Linked DNA regions of Homo sapiens: region 1 is linked to region 2. The links are chromatin loops, found by intact Hi-C in ENCODE. Cell type or tissue: Calu3. All regions are shown on one strand.

Region 1 (4,000 bases), 97 kb before region 2:
TACATCACTGTCTCATGAAACCTTGTCTTAGCGTCTGCTTATTGGGACAGTGATGGCAACTTAAGTCATACGTAATTGTTAAACCTAGGATTGGCAAAACTGAGAATCACTGGGCAATTTTATATAAACGCTTTTCCAGAGAAGAGTGAAAAGAAATTCTTCTAGTTGGTATCTCTGGTAGATACCATAAAGTAATAAAGAAAAGCTAAAATAAACCCCAGAGTCTAACTCAGCATGATTCTACACTTTCTGTAGGCTTCTGTAGGCTTCTAGAAATTCCCTGGAAAGGGAATTGTCAAAATATAAAAAACAGTGAGATCTTCCTCTCACTCTAGGGGTGCCCTTTGTCCCCATAGTTATGCTTTCATGGGGGAAATATGTGATTATTTCCTCTGGAATCCAAGGTATCATTACGTAAAAAAAATTTACTTCTCTTACCTCTGCCCTTTACCCTTTTCAGAGGTAGAATTAAATTCAAGGGTACAGCTAATAACTGAATATATGGTAAGTACTGATTTCATTTGGGGACTGCAAATACACAGTCAAACAAACATTCCATACCTTCAGCTGTATTACAATACAGTAAGAGTGACAGATCTGTGCAAAGCAACTATGAAGCAAGGAAGGAAATACATGCCACAAATAGAATGATAAACACAAGTCTATGGGAGCCAAAAGGTGAGACCGATGAACTCTGAGCTGAGTGATCAGGCAAAGTAGCAGAGCCAAGAAAGCTCTTGATGAGATCCTTTAATAGGCAAGATTTGATCAAGCAGAGTCAAGGACTTCCAAACTGAGAACAACATAACAAGGGCAGCTGGTCACGGAAACCAAGTGTGGAGAGCAGAAATAGAATGGGCTCACAATGCAGGTAGCACTGAGCCGGACAGGGAGCAGGCAGACTGGTGAGGTTTCAGGAACACAATGAATACCCGCTGGCTGGATTTCATTGACTGAAATTCCACTGACCAACTGAGGTTGCTCAAAATGCACATTTGTGCAAAAGCGCAAATTTTTAAAAAGTCAAATAAGTGACGGAAGTAAAGCAATTTTTTAAACATTCTGAAGGACATAGTAGGAAAATTAAGAGATAATCTAACTCTAATTACCAAAATAAGTATATAAATAAATATGTTCTCAACAAACTTACATTAAGCATCAATAAGTACAAGGTTATATTATGGAGCCATATAGACTCCCTTTCCTCATGGAATTGACAGTTTTTTGAAAATCAGATTTGTCATGGGTACAAACAACATACGACAACTAGCAGAGTATCACAATATATACTTGGTAGATAAACTACAGAAGTTAAATATGCTATTATGCCAATTGGTAGAATACTGTTAATAGAAATATAAACCAGTACTTGAAGTTTTAGTGAAACTTATTAATTAGACCCAATATCATGAGGACAAAGCTGAGAATGATTAGAAACAGCTGCCACAATGTATCTTGGGATAGAATCAGTGTCAAATGCACACATTCTGTGCAACAGAACAAATATTTTCCTATTTGATTTCAGAAAATAGATAACCCAGTCAAGTATATTGATTTAAGGTTCTATTTAGGAAAAGAAAAAAACCCTTCACTGCAGTCTAGTGAAGAAAAGATAAACAGGCTTGTGGTGTAGAAAATGTGGGGGCTCAAACAAACACTACTTGTCATGTGATTTATCATAGGTTGGGATCAATTTTTAACAATATAATTGATAATAGAGGCAATGGAGAGGATACTTTGAGTTCTTGTTTTGTGATAAGTGGTCGGTTAAGGTATGTATACATATTTATTTATTTCTTCACTGAACTTACATTTATTGAGTGTCTGTTTAGTGTCAGGTAGTGTTCCAGATGGTACAGACCTAATGGTGAATAAACAGCAAGAAAGGCTTCTCTGATCATCTGAAGAGAGACCTACATGAGAGAGTAAGGCAAACAGTTGTCTGTAGGCTCAGTGTTTCCAGCAGAGGGAGACAGGACAGGAGTTTCCAGCACAGGAGTCAGGGATGCACATGACCTGGTCAGGGACTTAGTCAGAGGAGGCTGGTGCACTGAGGTGATGTAAGCAGGAAATCTCACTGGAGATGAGGTCAGTAGTGAAGGCAGGAGCAGAGTATTAACAAATTTATCCTCACAATGATTCTACCTTATAGGTATTATTATACCCCTCATTTCCTACTTGGGCAAACAAAAGTTTAAAGGCATTAAATAGTGAGGCACAGCAAACGGAATGTAGGCACCATGAAGCCCAGCATATACTCTAATCCCCACATCCATCACCTTCCTGCGGATACCACATCTGTGTATTCGAGCCCCCGCTTATCCAAAGTTTTGCTTTCTGCAATTTCATTTACTCTTGGTCAACTGTGGTCTGAAAATATTAAAAGGAAACTTCCAGAAATAACTCCTAACTTCTAAATCACATGCTGTTTTGAGTAGCATGATAAAATCTTGCACTGGAATATGAATCATCCCTTTGTTCGGCGTACCCATGTTGTCTATGCTACCCACCCTTTAGTCACTTAACCATCTCAGTTATCAGATGGACTGTCACTGAATTGCCGTTCTTGTGTTCAAGTACCCTGATTTTACTTAATCATGGCCGCAATGTGCAAAAATAGTGACGCTAGCAATTAAGATATGCCATAAAGTACTTTCTTTAAATGAAACAGTGCACGTTCTCAACTTAAGGAAAGCAAAAAATTGTATGCTGAACTTGCTAAGATCTACGGTGAGAACAAATCTTGAGATCATGAAATTGTAAAGAGGCAAAAAGAAATTCATGCCAGTTTTGCTGTTCCACCTCAGACTGCCAAAGTTATGTCCAGAGTGCATGATAAATGCTCAATTAAGATATAAAAGGCATTAAATTTGTGGGTAGAAGACACGAACAGACATGTGTTCCAATTGGTGGCAATTGTGTTCGGTACTATCCAAGGTTTCAGGTATTCACTGGGGATGATGGAATGTATCCCCCTTGGATATGGAGAACTACTATATGACACTAGGAGAGCTCTAGCTTCAAAACAGATGAGAAATGGTAATTGTGTTGACTGGCTCACAAAATTAAAAGAATTAGACTTTTCTATATATGTATTTGTTTCCGTATATTTACTATATAAATATTCATTGTTCTGCATTTCACCATTGCATAATTCAGTTCATAAATTATGCATTTATGTTGTATTTTGTTTTTATAATAAAAGAATATCAAATATGGTACTAATTGTCCAAGTTCATCCTCAAATTCCTGTAATATTTCAAATAATAATAAATCCAGAATAAAAATTGAGATATCAGTAAGCTGCCCCTTGCAAAGAAAGACACCTTTCACCTGTATATGACTAGGGATGTCCCTAAAGAGGGAGGTCTCAGGTGAATGTTGGAATTTCGGCATCCATAAGAGAGAGGGTCCAAGGCCTTCTGCCTGGAAACTCCCAAGGATGTTCTTCAATCCTAGGCTTGTCCCTGAAAGTTGTACTTTTCCTTCCTACATAGGTTCTGGGGACACCCTTTTTGCCAAAACACAGTTACTAGATTATAACTTTATTGAAGGTATACATCTATCTTTTCCACAGCATAGGCTCTTGCACATAAGAAACACTAAAGAAGTACACGTTTATTTTACTTTTATTTTTGTTTATTGTCTATTGAGCATTTTATTTGTAAGCATTACATCCCTAGAAAAATAATCCCCAGGATTTTCCCTACTGTGCACTTTCATCTTGCTCCTTTGTGGTCCATGATGCCAGCTGAGGTTGTCAATACAACTAAACTGACTGGAGAAGAGCAGACTGTTTTGCCATTTTTCTAGGTCTTTGAGTTGTACATCGAAGTTGAGGCTAATCATGCCACACATGTTTAACCTGCCTGAGGGATTCGCAGCTCTTTTCCCAGCTGTGTAATCATCAATGATTTCAAATTTGCCAGTGTAACCACGCTTCATCATCACAGTGAGAAACCAGATGATGGCTCTGGAGCACGGCCCCATAAGAACCTGA
Region 2 (4,000 bases):
AAAGAGGAAACCCAGGGCTGCTATTATCCACTGTTACCTTCTCTCTGTTAAAAAAAAAAAAAAAAAAAAAAAAAAAAAAAAAAAAAAAACTTAAAAATAAGCAAAAGCTTGTTACAGTACTAAATGTGTCACATTACTGTTTAAATTCATCAGAGACAGATGGCTAATTTGACTAAACCAACCTTTGTTTACACTGGAACTGATCCATTGATCCTGTGCAAAAGAATTGTGGTTTAAACTTCCCCCTACTTCAGCTACCACATTAATTCCAGGGTTCACTGCATTTCAAAAGAACAAGATTAGGATTTCCACATATTCCTTATGAATTAAAGCAACTGGATGAGTTCATAGTAATAAATATTTAGGAACCAGACTTCCCAAGGACAACATAATGAACAATAACCATGTACAGCACAGGTGGGCAGTTTTATACCTTAATGTATTATTTATATGATAAGGAAAAATACTGCTAAATGCAAAGTAATTCTACCAGCACTGATGTTTAAGACAATACAGATTCAGATAAATAGAACCTCTATGTTTTTCCATTTGCAATTTAAACTATAATTGCTAGACTCTTTTAAGTCCTAATTATTTAAAAGAAGCAGTAGTTAAACAAATGTATGATGTTTCGAATCTGTGCTAGCACGTTGTAACCATATGCAAATATGTGCCCTGGATATATATGGCTTAGTGATAAAATAAAATTGAGAGCTTTTCCTGCCCCAATATTTTATTAAAGTATGACTAAATAATTGACATGAGCTTTCAAATTTGTGAATTATTTTTTTTTCTACAATTAGGAGAATCTGGTCAGTGCATAATTTCATGAGTGTTAAGTAAGCATCTAAAAAGTCGACTTCATTATTCAACTACCAGGTGATTCCCAGTAAATTATAGTTCTGGAACAATAATGGGTAAGTCAAAGTGTTTCAGTCTATAACAAGACTAAGCATCTTTAGAAATTATCTTTTGTGTTGAGATTTCGTGTTATATACAAAGATAACAACACAACAACTCTTGATTGGGTGGTCCTTAAAGGCAGCGTTTTCTCACACTCAAAACATCTCTAACTCTCCCTATCAGATGTACTTGACCTTCCTATTACATTTACTCTGTCACTTCCATCATAAGTCTTACCACATGATGTGATTGTGTGTGTATATGTTTCTTTCTTTTTCTCTCTCTCTCCCACTGAACTCTAAGATATTTGAAAGGTAAAAATCCCCTTGTCTACTCTACCCTATGTGATTAGCATAGCAATTATACAGCACGTATCTGGGTGCCAGCACTTAATTAGTGATACACACGTATGCATACACATATTCTCTCTCTCCCATATATATTATATAAATCAGGGCTCATTATATATCTCAGGGGTAACGGAGTACCTAAGAAGGAACAACTTGGGTAAGTGGGAGACCTCCCCAAGTCTAGGATTCAGATCACTGGAGAAGGTATGGCTGCAGCCCGGTAGATAGTGGAGAAGTCTGCTGAATTGTCCAGACCAGAATTGATCCACATTTGTCTAGCCTAGTGGAAACTTCCCTCAGGGTACAGGCTGGTGAGGGCTGGTTGGTGCACACACAAATGGAGTCAGAGCATTGGAGCTTGCTCACCAGCAGAGCAGCAGGAGACCAACTGTACATAGGAGACCATCTATAAACCAGGGACAGCCACAGCAAGAACCTGGTGCCCCGGACTGCATGCACTGGGTGTGTGGCTAAAGCAGAGTGCCACCGGATGTTCCCATGCAGGCATTCTTGCAATAGTAGCAAAAAGCAAAACCAAATCACACCAGAACCAGGAAAAGAAACCCTTTTCCTTCTGCAATGTTGCTTTAGTGCCCTCTACTGACAAAGCTTAATTTTAAGATGTACAAAGGAGAAACACTTGGAGGGTCTAACTCCATTACAGCGGAGCAGATAATGAAGGGTGGCTATGGAGCTGACAGGCAGTGAATAGATACCCAGAACATCACTCAACAATCAAAAGAGGAATTTGTACTCAACAAGCACCCATTTTAAGACCTGATCATTTCTATTCTGTTATCTTTGGGACCTACCTGCATCCTTTCTTCCAAACAATCGATCACAGTGAACTATACAGATTGTTTAAAGAGCACAGTTTACCCTTACTTGTATCTGAGAGAAGTGGGGGATAGTTATATAAGGTAAATCATATCCAGCTTCATGGTGTAGCTTAGAGTAGATTTGGCATAAACTCACTTTCTTTACAGCCTAATATTTACAGTTATATATGGTTCATACCACAGTCAGTGAAAGCTGAAGTAGTAGCAGTCACCTGTAAGGCGTTCCAAATCTGGACCCTTGTTACTTCTCCCACTGGTTCATTCCATGCTCACCACACTGGCCTCGTCAAGGTTCCTAGAACACACTAGCAAATCCATTCAGGGCATCTGCCCTTGGTTTTGCCCTCTGCTCAGAACTCTTTTCCTTAAAAGAGCCACAGGGATCATCCACTCATTTTCTTTTTCTTTTTTTTTTGAGACGGAGTCTCGCTGCCGCCCAGGCTGGAGTGCGGTGGCACGATCTCGGCTCACTGCAGGCTCCGCCCCCCGGGGTTCACGCCATTCATCTGCCTCAGCCTCCCGAGTAGCTGGGACTACAGGCGCCCGCCACCTCGCCCGGCTAATTTTTTGTATTTTTGGTAGAGACGGGGTTTCACCGTGTTAGCCAGGATCGTCTCGATCTCCTGACCTCGTGATCCGCCCGCCTCGGCCTCCCAAAGTGCTGGGATTACAGGCGTGGGCCACCGTGCCCGGCCCATCCACTTATTTTAAAGTGACTCAAGTGGTACTTCCACAGTAAGACTTTTCCTAACTATCCTATTTAAAATAGCAAGCCACTGATACTTCCTGTCCCCTTTCCTGCTTTTTCTCTTAAGCATTTATCACCAACACACACACTCCGTCCCTCCCCTATTTTTTCTTTCTGTGTGTATACGTGTGTGTGTTTGTATATGTATATGTATATGTGTGTGTGTGTGTGTGTGTATATATATATATGTATATATATACACACACACATAGAGAGAGAGACAGGATCTTGCTCTTTCACTCAGGCTGGAGTTCAGTGTGTGCTCATAGCTCACTGTAACCTCAAACTCCTGAGGTCAAGCAATCCTCCTGCCTCAGCCTTCCAAGCTAGGACCACAGGTATGCACCCCCATGCCTGGCTAATTAAAAACATGTATTTTTTTAGATACAGGGTCTCACTATGTAGTGCAGGTTGGTCTTGAACTCCTGATCTCAAGTAATCCTCCCAGCTTGACCTCCCAAAGTGCAAGGATTACAGGTATGAACTACTACACCCAACCACACTATATATTTTATTTGATTGGTAATTATCTGCCATGCACATTAAAACACAATCACCATGAAGGAATTTTTTTCTGGTTTCTTCACTATATTATATTTTATGTCCTAGATTACTGCCTGATCAGTAAATACATGTCAAATGACTCATCCTACAATCTAAGATTAGATTATTGCTTGCTCCTTACTTCAGATTTCAAAAAATTCAAATCCACCTAGATACCAAGGCAGACAAATGACTGAAGCAGGCTGGGGTGAGTCCCTGAGTGAAGTGATGAATGTGTGTCTGAAAAGAGTAATTATTTATGATCTCTACTGAAAATTGTGACCATATAGGAATAAGAATCATGTATTGTCATTTTCAGACTTTTCAAAAGTGGAATAAAATGAGCACTTTGGGGTATAATCTAGTCTGTAAATGTAGGCACTAATTCAATTTGAGAACAAGAAGAATCCAAAAATAAAACCAAAACACTTTGCAAGACAAACGAAATATGTCCAGAGGCAGAAAGCAGTCACAGCAGTTAGGAGGCCACATAATTTTCCCATGCTTGGGGTATATTAATTTAATTCCTCGTTTGGTTTCTAAATTTACCCTTTCTGTACTGATGCTCAAACTCTTAATGTTGCAGTTCTCTCTCTTACCCATAAGCTCTTGTCCCC

What was found. Peaks named below come from ENCODE experiments on the same cell type or tissue, not always from the same donor. Only the 100,000 strongest peaks of a DNase experiment are listed, where the experiment ranks them.
Region 1: a loop joins it to region 2, with 17 times the contacts of the local background. A loop is called at or near these places in 6 of 110 quality-filtered maps.

Annotation. Positions count from the first base shown.
Region 1 is chr14:47,440,427-47,444,426 of GRCh38, forward strand. The region is part of intron 1 of MDGA2 (MAM domain containing glycosylphosphatidylinositol anchor 2); the gene reads right to left. It also overlaps the pseudogene RPS15AP3. Among named protein-coding and RNA genes, the nearest start is that of MDGA2, 230 kb to the right of the region's middle. In Calu3, no CTCF peak of the experiment used is centred here; a DNase peak (open chromatin) is centred at 1,995.
Region 2 is chr14:47,537,526-47,541,525 of GRCh38, forward strand. All of the region lies in intron 1 of MDGA2 (MAM domain containing glycosylphosphatidylinositol anchor 2), which reads right to left. Among named protein-coding and RNA genes, the nearest start is that of MDGA2, 140 kb to the right of the region's middle. In Calu3, no CTCF peak of the experiment used is centred here; no DNase peak of the experiment used is centred here.